Regions from separate parts of the Homo sapiens genome. Here all the other regions are linked to region 2. The links are chromatin contacts, found by Hi-C or POLR2A ChIA-PET in ENCODE. All regions are on one chromosome and are shown on one strand. Each heading gives the region's core, a stretch centred on a gene start or an enhancer-like site at or near the end of the contact. The rest is flanking DNA. Distances are from core to core; before and after follow the strand shown. Region 1 holds the start of KMT5A (lysine methyltransferase 5A). Region 2 holds the start of DENR (density regulated re-initiation and release factor). Region 3 holds the start of DDX55 (DEAD-box helicase 55).

Region 1 (3,756 bases), core at 614-3,113, 630 kb before region 2:
GAGTCTGGACAGCAAGTTTGGACTTCACGCTTCCTCTTCCAAAAAATGAGAATAACAATTTGTAAAGATCAATTGAGTTAATAAAGTGCCTGGCCCTCAGTGGTAATTATTATTATTTTGTTATTGTTCTTGTTTGTTTTTTTGAGATGGAGTCTTGCTCTGTTGCCCATGCTGGAGTGCGGTGACGTAATCTCGGCTCACTGCAAGCTCCACCTCCCAGGTTCAGGCAATTCTCCCTGCCTCAGCCTCCCAAGTAGCTGGGATTACAGGCATGCGCTGCCATGCCCGGCTAATTTTGTATTTTTAGTAGAGACGGGATTTCTCCATGTTGGTCAGACTGGTCTCGAACTCCCGACCTCAGGTGATCTGCCCGCCTTGGCCTCCCAAAGTGCTAGGATTACAGGTGTGAGCCACCATGCCTGGCCATAATTATTATTTAGTCATATTTTAAGTATTTCAATGATAGATGGTTAGTTTTCTTCATATATTAATTAATGCACTACTTTTAAAACAAGTAGTTTAAATGATTTTGCTGTGATGAGAAAAATGAACCCAGGAAGCATAGTTTTATTAAAATTTGTCAGATAAATTAGTCAGATAATGTTAAATATACTTTTAGATGCTTAACACTTTTCAAAGGAAAAATATTAGTATTAATTTTCTCCAAGAGTTGAGTGATGAAGCTCTTTAACCTGAAGTTTACTATGCCTCATTTTTTCATCAGGCTCTGGGTAAGTCTTATCCCAAAAGAACCTCTAGGGATGCTAGGAGAATAGATGATGCAACTGACTTCAGGGCCTGAAAACAAAGGGACCCAATAGATATTTACTGAATGAATCATTATTTTATTCATTATTATTGCTATAGGGAGCATACTGCACTAAAGCAAATTCCTACTAACACTTGAAGCCTTGAAATTTTGAGAAAAATATAATACCAAAACTTTTTTTTTTTTTTAATACTAATTCTACTCAACTTTCACGCTCAAGTTTTTGGCCCTTTGGCGTGAAGGAGACGCAGTGGCTGGAAATGACCAAGCGGTTGGAGATCTCTTTGCCGCATACCTGGGAGGCACTGTCCTGACAGCCAACTAAGTATGCAGAGGACTTCAGACAGGGCATCGCCTCCCAGGGCTGTACAAGCCCACCCAAGCCATCTACCGGGGGGCGAAGTCCTGACCAGATGCGGGGCGAACGACCGCGCCCGCGAGATGCCAGGAACCCGTTTTACCCCAAAGTGGGCCAGCGGGGCCCGGCCTTCGCTCCAGCGGCGCAGAGCTGACTCAGGACGTGGGGAGGGAGGAAAGGCGCCTGCTGCGGTGTCCACCCTGACGCGCACCCCAATATGCAGGTTATCGATCTGCGCCTTCGCCTCGGGATCACCTCCTTTCCCAAAGAGAGAGGGCCCCAAAGTGGGCGAAGCCTCACTCCTGCCCCCGCCCCACTTCTATCAATAACACCTATTCCCTGGAGGTGCCCTGCGCTTTAGTTTCCAAAGAGCTCTGACATATGGATCTGCTGCCGTGGAGAGGCAGGCCCGCAGGTGTTCACTTCATAGAAGGGAAACAGAAGCACGGCAGTGGGAAGGGTTTCTGGGGGCATCTGGAGCCGCAAGGGGGGGCCGGCGGGTTCCGCAGCAGCACCCCCTCTCCCCCCACGCGGGTCCCCAAGCTTGCCCCGAGCCACCCGAGGAGGACGCCTCCCCGCAGCCGCTGCCTCCACCCCGGCAACCCCTCCAGCACGACCCCCGACCCAGCCGCTCCGGTGCCGGCCACTTGGGCAAATACCTCTAGCCATGGCTCCACTCTGTCACCGCCTGGGATCTCCCGGGAAACCCAGCTTTCGAAAAAAGTTGCAACAACTCAGCCAACTGCTCCGCCGGGCTCCAGCTGCTCGCCCCGATTGGCGCCGCCTCCCGCCTCTCCGCAGGCTGCCCGTAGTGATAGGCCAACTCGGAGAAAGGCCCCGCCCTTCTCCCGCCTCTTCGGCGGCGGGGCGTGTCCAGCCGCCGCAATAACTGCAAACGCTTTCCCGACAGGTCCCGGCGGAGGAGGTGGGAGGGGTGTTTAAATTTGACCGTCGCCAGACGTTGAATGGCTGCGATGGAAGACACCCGAGCTGCCATTGGGAGGCCCCAGATTCCTCCCCCTCCCGCTGCTGAAGCTCCGCCTCCGGAGCGTGAGTAGCCCGGCTGGAGCCCTGGGCTCCGAGCCGACCGGATCTGGGACTTCCGGTTCTCTGTGGGCTTGACCGGAACCCGACCTTTGACCCCTCGATCTTCCCTTAAGAGCTGGGAAACCTGAGTCTCCCAGCAGTTTAGCAACTCCAGCACACCGACCTCTCCAGCAGTTTGATCCATTCATTCTCAGGTTTGAAAGGTTTTGGCCGGGCGCGGTGGCTCATGCCTGTAATCCCAGCACTTTGGGAGGCTGAGGCGGGCGGATCACCTGAGGTCCGTGGTTCGAGACCAGCCTGACCAATATAGAGAAACCCAGTCTCTACTAAAAATACAAAATTAGCCGGGCGTGGTATCGCATGCATGTAATCCCAGCTACTCGGGAGGCTGAGGCCGGAGAATAGCATGTAATCCCAGCTACTCGGGAGGCAGAGGTTACGGTGAGCCGAGATCGCGCCATTGCACTCCAGCCTGGGCAACAAGAGCGAAACACTGTCTCAAAAAAAAAAAAAAAAAAAAAGGTTTATTGAATATTCCAGTATTCAAAACCCGGCCGGGCGCGGTGGCTCACGCCTGTAATCTCAGCACTTTGGGAGGCCGAGGCGGGTGGATTACGAGGTCAGGAGATCGAGACCATCCTGGCTAACACGGTGAAACCCCGTCTCTACTAAAAATACAAAAAAAATGAGCCGGGCGTGGTGGCGGGCGCCTGTAGTCCCAGCTACCTGGGAGGCCGAGGCAGGACAATGGCGTGAACCCGGGAGACAGAGCTTGCAGTGAGCCGAGATCACGCCGCTGCACTCCAGCCTGGGCGACAGAACGAGACTCCGTCTCAAAAAAAGAAAAAAAAAAAAACCCACAGACACAACTCCTACCAACTAACTGGGTCAGTAGGGAAGGTCCTTCCAGGACCGCAAAGATCCTAATGCTTCACACCCACCCATTTTACAGATGGGGCAATAGAGGAAGCGGGTCACTTACGCGCTGCCCAAGGTCACCCAGCAATGTAATTGCAGGGCCTGGGTCAGTCTCTCCACTGTTCAAACACTAAATGGCTACCTTATCCCGAGGGAAGCAAGTATTCGCTGTTCCCCTCTGAGAGAGGGGGCTCAGTCAGTATGTTCCCAGAGAATCAGGTGTCCTGGAGTGTCTGCTTTGGACTCAGGGAAGGCGTCCAGTTACTACTGCTCTTCCCTGGGGCCCCTCCCAGGGGTGTGGGACGAGGTCACTAATCCATCCTGTCTCTTTGGTAATTGAAAAGGTTTTGGAGACCCAACCATTGCCCAAAGACTCTTCCAAAGCACCAGGAAAATAGGAAAGGAAAATAAAATGATATATGTGAAAGCACTGGGAAAGGTAGAAAAGGACACTTTTGTCACAAAGTCACTGTGTCACTTGGCACATCAGTTCAGCTCTCTGGCCTTCCATTTCCCTACCTGTCAAATGAAGGAGCTGGTGCCGTAATCTCCAACATGCCTTACAGCTTCCATAAATATGTGGAAGTGTGGCAGTGTGCAGTGGCTCTCACCTGTAATCCCAGCACTCTGGGAGGCCGAGGCAGGTGGATCACGAGGTCAGGAA
Region 2 (3,549 bases), core at 191-2,690:
CACCCTCCCTATACGATACACCAGACAAACTCAAAGCTGCTCACTTCTTCACAGACAGCCATCAAGCTTTTTCTTACATAGTCGTGCGCTTTGTCTGGGACGCCGTTCCCCACCTTCTCATCCAGTCCTTGCCATCCTTAACTCATAATCTTCCAAGAAGCCCTCCTTTGACAGCTAGACTAGCATACACCTTGAGGACCTTCAGGCTGAAATAACCTAGTTGCACATCCTGTTACAAATGGACTGTAAGCTTCTTCAGGCAGAGTAGCCAGACACAAATCACCCAGGTGGGGAAACTCTGTTAATTCATGCCTCCTCCTCCCCAGGACTCCTCTCCCCCAGTACAAACTCACCAAATGAAAAGGATGGGGAAGAAAGCTTACCAAATGTCAAACTGTTATTACAATGCATAAAAGTATAGTGAGTAAAAGTCATTCTGTGGCTACCAACACTTGCCTCCACAATAAAGGACTCGAAGTGGGTAATCGGCATCTAACTTGGCACTGTTCCTTGGGTCTCCTTTGCAGTCAGCCCCGCTGGATTCAGAAATGTCAGCAGCCATTTCACAAACCTGTAAGCAAGGAAAATAACACACCCTCACTATTTTAGAATCAAGACCCCAGAAGAGCAGTGTTCCTCTCAACAGAAACCTCCCCACCCCAAAGCTGTTTCAAGTCTGTTGTTGAGTGGGGGATACAAGCTGCATTCGATTCATAAAATATGAGCAATCCCAGGCACAACATCTCCTTGCTCCACAGGTCTACAGGGAAGCAAGCAGCAAATGGACCATGAAGGATGGGGCAGAGGGACTCACTAGAGAAAAACAGGAAGCAATGGGGAAGGAAAGATGGGGTGAGTACCCACGGCAGACACGGAGCAAAAAGGTCTGAGGGTGATCTGGGAGGGATGCAAACTGCAGTGAGAGAAGGGCTACAAAGGCGCCGAATGGAGAGAGGCTGGAAGTGCCTAGGAACAAGGGGTGGGTCATCGGAGAAGCCCGGGGTGCAGGGTGTGGGGGCAACTAAACGCCATGAGAGGGGCCTGGGGAGTCTAAAAAGGGCATGGGAGGGGGCGGGGTAACCAGAGCGTAAGAAGGATGAGGAGAGAAAACGAGCGCAGAATGTAAGAGCACTGAGGGGACAAGGGCGACCAGGTCTGAGGCGAAGGAGCAACCCCGGGGACGCCAGAAGGGGCCCTTGTGGGCGGGGGTGTGGAGAGGCCCGGCCCGGCCCCCTTCCGCCAGGCAGCATCTCAGCTTCCCCCACACTCTCTACGAGCTTCTCGGGAGCGGGAGAAGCACTTGGGGTCGTTACCCAGGCGGTCGCACAGGCCCCGCCGGCTCCGCTCCCGCCGCTATCGCCAGCTGAACCAACACATGCAACTCGTCTCCCCGGCCAGGGCCGCCCGAGCGCCCGACCGCCAGCAGCGCTCCCGCGAGACAATGAGCCTTTATCGCGAGATTCCGGCCGCCGCTGGGCGGATGTCGCGAGAAGCCGGAAGACGGGGGCGGAGAAAAATTGCGGAGCGTGCGCCTTGCCCTCCGGTGGGGGGCGTGGCCAAGAGGCCGAGAGGCGGGCCGCCGGCAGGCGGTGCTCGTCACCCGTTGGAGAGGATGAATCCTCGAGATGGGCGTGCCGAAGGGAACGTGACTTGCAGACGCAGAGAGCGCACCTGAGTCACAAATGACTCCCTATTAATGAGTCCGAGGATCATCGCCTCGGTGTCTGCGGTGCATCCTGGAGTCCTGACTAACCTCCAGCTACTGCATAAATCACTCCCGTGCGGGGAGATTGCAGCCGGATAGAGCGTTTGGTCGCATTTTAACACCATGCACTGAATTAAAGGAAGGTGTTCTCCCTCCCTCCCTCCCTCCCTTCCTTCTTTCCTTCCTCTCTTCTTTTCTCTCTCTCTTCGCCGGATGGAGCGTTTGGTTGCGTTTTAACACCATACACTAAATTAAAGGAATTCTTTTTTCTTTCTTTTCTGTTCTTTCTTTTCTTTCTTCTTTCTCTTCTTTCTGTCTCTTTCTTCCCCTTCCCTCCCTCCCTCCCTTCCTTCCTTCTTTCCTTCCTTCCTCCCTCCCTTCCTTCCTTCCTCCCTCCCTTCCTTCATCCTTTTCTTTATGTTTTGACAGGGTCTCACTCTGTCACCTAGGCTGGATGGAGTGCAGTTGCACAAACACGGTTCACTGCAGCCTCGACCTCCCAAGTAGTTGGGAATACAGGCGCGCGTTACCACACCCAGCTAATTTTTAATTTGTTTATAGAGGTGGGGGAATCTCCCTATGCTGTCCAGGCTGGTCTCGAACTCCCGGACTCAAGGGATCCTCCCGCCTCCGCCTCCCAAAGTGCTGGGATTACAGGCGTGAGCCACCGCGCCCGGCCTACAATTTTTTTTAATGAAAAAAAGAAAAATGTAAGAGTATGGGAATATATGGGGAAAAGAAAGATCAGATTGTTACTGTGTCTGTGTAGAAAGAAGTAGACATAAGAGACTCCATTTTGTTCTGTGCTAAGAAAAATTCTTCTGCCTTGAGATGCTGTTAATCTGTAACCCTACCACCAACCCTGTGCTTCCTGAGACCTGTGCTGTGTCAACTGAGGGTTAAATGGATTAAGGGCTGTGCAGGATGTGCTTTGTTAAACAAATGCTTGAAGGCAGCATGCGCCTTAAGAATCATCACCACTCCCTAATCTCAAGTACCCAGAGACACAATACACTGCAGAAGGCCGCAGGGACCTCTTCCTAGGAAAGCCAGGTATTGTCCAAGGTTTCTCCTCATGTGATAGTCTGAAATATGGCCTCGTGGGAAGGGAAAGACCTGACCATTCCACAGCCCGACACCTGTAAAGGGTCTGTGCTCAGGAGGATTAGTAAAAGAGGAAGGAACACCTCTGTGCAGTTGAGATAAGAGGAAGGCATCTGTCTCCTGCTCGTCCCTGGGCAATGGAATGTCTCGGTGTAAAGCCCGATTGTATATTCCATCTACTGAGATAGGGGAAAACCGCCTTAGGGCTGGAGGTGGGACATACTGGCAGCAATACTGCTCTTTAAGGCATTGAGATGTTTATGTATATGCACATCAAAAGCACAGCACTTTTTTCTTTACCATGTTTATGATGCAGAGACATTTGTTCACATGTTTTCCTGCTGACCTTCTCTCTACTATTATACCCTATTATCCTGGCACATCCCCCTGTCCGGGAAATGCCTGCTAATGATCAATAAATACTAAGGGAACTTAGAGGCCGGTGCGGGCACGGGTCCTCCGTATGCTGAACGCCGGTCCCCTGGGCCCATTTTTCTTTCTCTACAATTTGTCTCTGTGTCTCTTTCTTTTCCAAGCCTCTCGTTCCACCTGACGAGAAATGCCCACAGGCGTGGAGGGGCAACCCACCCCTTCAGGAATAGATCTTGGTTTCAAGAATAGTTGGATCCTGCAGATAAAACAACGTATTCTAGAACCTTTCTCTCACTCTTGCTCTCAGAGAATTCTAAAACAAATGTGAGAAGTGTGTATGTTTGGTGATTTTGGGTAAACACATGGGA
Region 3 (3,681 bases), core at 220-2,719, 850 kb before region 2:
ATACAAAAAATTAGCCGGGCATGGTGGCAGGCACCTGTGATCTCAGCTACTTGGGAGGTTCAGGCAGAGAATTGCTTGAACCCAGGAGGCGGAGGTTGCAGTGAGCCGAGATCGCGCCACTGCACTCCAGCCTGGGCAACAGAGCGAGACTCCATCTCAAAAAAAAAAAAAAAAAGAATAAAAACCTCAGGTCCTGTAGTCTTTTCTTTCCTAACCTCCACTTCCAGTCCCTTAGCAACCTTAAAGCTATCCCAAATGTGACTTCTCAGTATCCACTGGTTCCACCCTACTCCAAGTCACCATCATCTCTTACCTGACAATGGCCTCCTAAGCGACCTGCCTGCTTCATCTCTTATGCCTGGAAAGGCCACTCTCTACAGAGAAATCACAGCCCTTCCCTTCCTAAACATCCTCCCAGATAAGATGGCTTCCCACTACATTTAGAATGAAATCCAAGCGCCTACAAGACCCTGCACAATCCATCTCTTACACTACTCTTGATGTTCAGCCACAAAGGCCTCCTTTCTGCTGCTCAAACTATTTGCAGCCTGCCGCAGGGCATTTATGTGCACTGGTATTTCTCTCCAGTGGAATAATCTCCCCCTAGTCACCTCAGAGCCAGCTCCTTCTCAATCACTGAGGTCTCAGCTCAATGCACCTCCTCAGAGAGGCCTTCCTTAACACCCTATCTCACCTCCTCTGCAGTCCTCGCGCGACACTATCACAACCGTCTTAGTTCTTTCATAACACTTACCAGCAGCTGAAATTATCCTTTCTCTAGCTCTTGCACTAGAAAGTAAGGCTATGAGCAGATGCCAATACTGCAAACTCCCCAGAGCCTAGAAGAGTTCCTGACACATAGCAGGTCCTCAAGAAATATTCTTGAAGAGATGCATAACAACGGTAACCCTTACTGAGCTCCCATAGTGTGCCGACTGGTTTATTTAGTCCCCACAGCAACCCCATAAGGAGGGTGTTATTTTTTCGTCATTTCACAGAGAAGGAAAATGAAGCACGGAGAGGTTAAGCCATTTGCCCGAGGTCTCACAGCTACAGCGAGCAGGGCCAGGATGAGAACCAGGCTTGAGACCACAGCACCCGAGGGCGGGGTGGGTCGCGGCCCCTCTGCCGGCTCGCTGGCCGGGCAGCTCCGCATTCCGCCAGTCTGGGCAGCTGGAGACAAGGCAAGAGCCCCAGCTGGAGGGATGAGCGCCCCAGGGCTCAGATCTGTCCGATCACCTCCTGTGGGTCCGATGCAGCGGGTGCCTGCCCCTCTCCCAGCCTCACTCCCCCACGCCAGGGAACCGATACCTGCACCGGCGTCATGTACGGGAAGCCCAGCTCCCGCAGCGCGCCCAGCACCTGCGGGTGCAGCGGCACAGGCAGCGACTCCCAGGAGCCCTCTGTCACATGCTCCATGGCGCGCTCCTTCGCCGCGTCGGTCGCCGCTGCTCGAACGCGCCTTGTGCACCCCCAACGAGCACTTCCGCTTCCCGCAGCTCCAGCGGCCGGCCGGGAACTTCGCTGGAGCAGCAGAGTTCCGGAGCGCGGCGAAGGCTCCCACGCCGCGGGAGGGAGGAAAGGCGTCCGCGGGACGGTGGAGGCAGGCGGCGGGGCAGGCCTGGGGAGTTACACCCGCTCCGCACAGCGCCCTGGGCTCCGGGCGCCTCTCCGCACCGGGCAGGAGTTTTGGCGGGAGGGATTCTGGCCCGGCCCTCCCACTTTCTCTGCCCCTCGGAGGCAGGTGGCAGCACAGGACCGCGTCCAGGCCGAAGGACAGCGGGGCTGGCTACCGTGGGCAGAGAAACGTGTCGGGGACCCGGGTTAGCAGCCCTGCAAAACAGGCACCCGCTGATGGCCGGTACGTCCTGAATGTTGCGGTCCGATGGCCGGTACGTCCTGAATGTTGGTTTACTTTCCCGGAAGTTAGGGTCAGAGTCCTAACTAAGAACACTGTCCCATTCCTCTGTTCACTGTTTGCCTGGGCCATTCATGTCCACATACAACTTCACTCAGAAAGCTGTTTTTGTTGTTGTTGTTGTTGTTGTTGTTGTTTGAGACGGAGTCTCGCTCTGTTGCCCAGGCTGGAGGCTGGGCGCTATAACGGTTCACTGCAAGCTCCGCCTCCCGGGTTCACGCCCTTCTCCTGCCTCAGCCTCCCGAGTACCTGGGACTGCAGGCGCCCTCCACCACGCCCGGCTAATTTTTTGTATTTTTAGTAGAGACGGGGTTTCACCGTGTTAGCCAGGATGGTCTCGATTTCCTGACCTCGTGATCCGCCCGCCTCGGCCTCCCAAAGTGCTGGGATTACAGGCGTGAGCCACCGCGCCCGGCCTTCACTCAGCAAACTTTTATTGACCACTCATTATGTGCCCTCTATGAGGGCCTATCTCCTCCACCTATGTGCATGGCTTGCTCCTGTTGAGGCTCTGAAAACGAAACCCCAAAATGAAGGCCCCAGAGGCAGCCTCAGAAGCAAGTTTCTCTCTGACCTTCTGCTCCCTCTCTGATCTCTGATTCTCTGAGGCTAGCCATAGAAACTCAAGAATCCCTCTTGCCCATGACGGAGCATAGAAACAGGAATCCCTTTTCTCCACAGTCAGCCATAAAACCTAAAAATATTACTCTCTCTCCACCTTTCTGTGAAAAAACTGGCCATAAAGAAATTATTGGCCTGGCACGGTGGCTCACGCCTGTAATCTCACCACTTTGGGAGGCCAAAGCGGGCAGATCTCAAGGTCAGGAGTTCGAGACCAGCCTGGCCAATATGGTGAAACCCCGTCTCTACTAAAAATACAGAAATTAGCCAGGCGTGGTGGCGCATGCCTGTAGTCCCAGCTACTCAGGAGCCTGAGGCAGAAGAATCGCTTGAACCAGGGAGGTGGAGGTTGCGCCACTGCACTCCAGCGTGGGTGACAAAGCGAGACTCAGTCTCAAAAAAAAAAAGAAAAAGAAATTATCTGGGCTAGGTGCGGTGGCTCATGCCTGTAATCCCAGCACTTTGGGAGGCTGAGGCAGGCGGATCACCTAAGGTAAGGAGTTTGAGACCAGCCTGGCCAACGTAGTGAAACCCTGTCTACTAAAAATACAAAAAATTAGCCAGGTGTGGTGGCAGGTGCCTGCAGCTACTCCGGAGGCTGAGCTACAAGCATCGCTTGAACCTGAGAAGTGGAGGCTGCAGTAATCCTAGATCGCACCATTGCATTCCAGCCTGGGCGACAGAGTGAGACTCAGTCTCAAAAAACAAACAAACAAACAAACAAACAAACAAAAAAAGGCCAGACGTGGTGGCTCACACCTGTAATCCTAGCACTTTTGGAGGCCAAGGCGGGCAGATTGCCTGAGCTCAGGAGTTCGAGACCAGACGGTGAAATCCCGTCTCTACTAAAAATACAAAAAAAAATTAGCCAGATGTGGCAGCGTGCGCCTGTATTCCCAGCTACTTGGGAGGCTGAGGCAGGAGAATTGCTTGAACCCGGGAGGCGGAGGCTGCAGTGAGCCAAGATCGCGCCACCGCACTCCACCCTGGGTGACAGAGAGAGACTGTCTCCAAAAAAAAAAAAAATGTATCTGACCTCCTTTGTTTTGCTGGTAGGTTGTAAGACCCCATTCCAGGAAGGGTTCTTTCCCCTATCCAGAAGGAAAGAATCCAGACAGGCCTCGCTGGGCTTCCCCACTCAG

Evidence for each region. A loop is a pair of places that touch in the nucleus more often than their neighbours do. ChIA-PET counts read pairs that join two places held with the same protein, here RNA polymerase II (POLR2A). Pooled maps may share reads with other maps.
Region 1: a loop to region 2 is called in a map of CD4-positive, alpha-beta T cell, with 2.7 times the contacts of the local background. The contact joins the promoter of KMT5A here to the promoter of DENR in region 2. A Hi-C loop is called at or near these places in 1 of 168 maps with a recorded cell type or tissue (CD4-positive, alpha-beta T cell) and 3 of 50 pooled maps. POLR2A ChIA-PET finds 5 or more read pairs at or near these places in 2 of 52 experiments (BJ and OCI-LY7).
Region 3: a map of CD8-positive, alpha-beta T cell shows a loop between it and region 2 (2.5-fold over the local background). The contact joins the promoter of DDX55 here to the promoter of DENR in region 2. A Hi-C loop is called at or near these places in 1 of 168 maps with a recorded cell type or tissue (CD8-positive, alpha-beta T cell), 1 of 37 single-sample maps with no recorded cell type and 6 of 50 pooled maps.

Annotation. Positions count from the first base shown.
Region 1 is chr12:123,382,239-123,385,994 of GRCh38, reverse strand. It overlaps KMT5A (lysine methyltransferase 5A), which reads right to left and starts at 1,863. Exons shown (of 8, transcript NM_020382.7): 1 at 1,787-1,863. The coding sequence starts at 1,796. RefSeq lists enhancers at 1,233-1,392, 2,233-2,452, 1,975-2,705 and silencers at 1,573-1,742, 2,670-2,892.
Region 2 is chr12:122,750,715-122,754,263 of GRCh38, reverse strand. It overlaps DENR (density regulated re-initiation and release factor), which reads right to left and starts at 1,440. Exons shown (of 8, transcript NM_003677.5): 1 at 1,314-1,440; 2 at 457-571. The coding sequence starts at 562. RefSeq lists enhancers at 932-991, 2,083-2,944 and a silencer at 1,132-1,181.
Region 3 is chr12:123,599,887-123,603,567 of GRCh38, reverse strand. It overlaps DDX55 (DEAD-box helicase 55), which reads right to left and starts at 1,469. Exons shown (of 14, transcript NM_020936.3): 1 at 1,312-1,469. The coding sequence starts at 1,419. RefSeq lists an enhancer at 708-757 and a silencer at 998-1,107.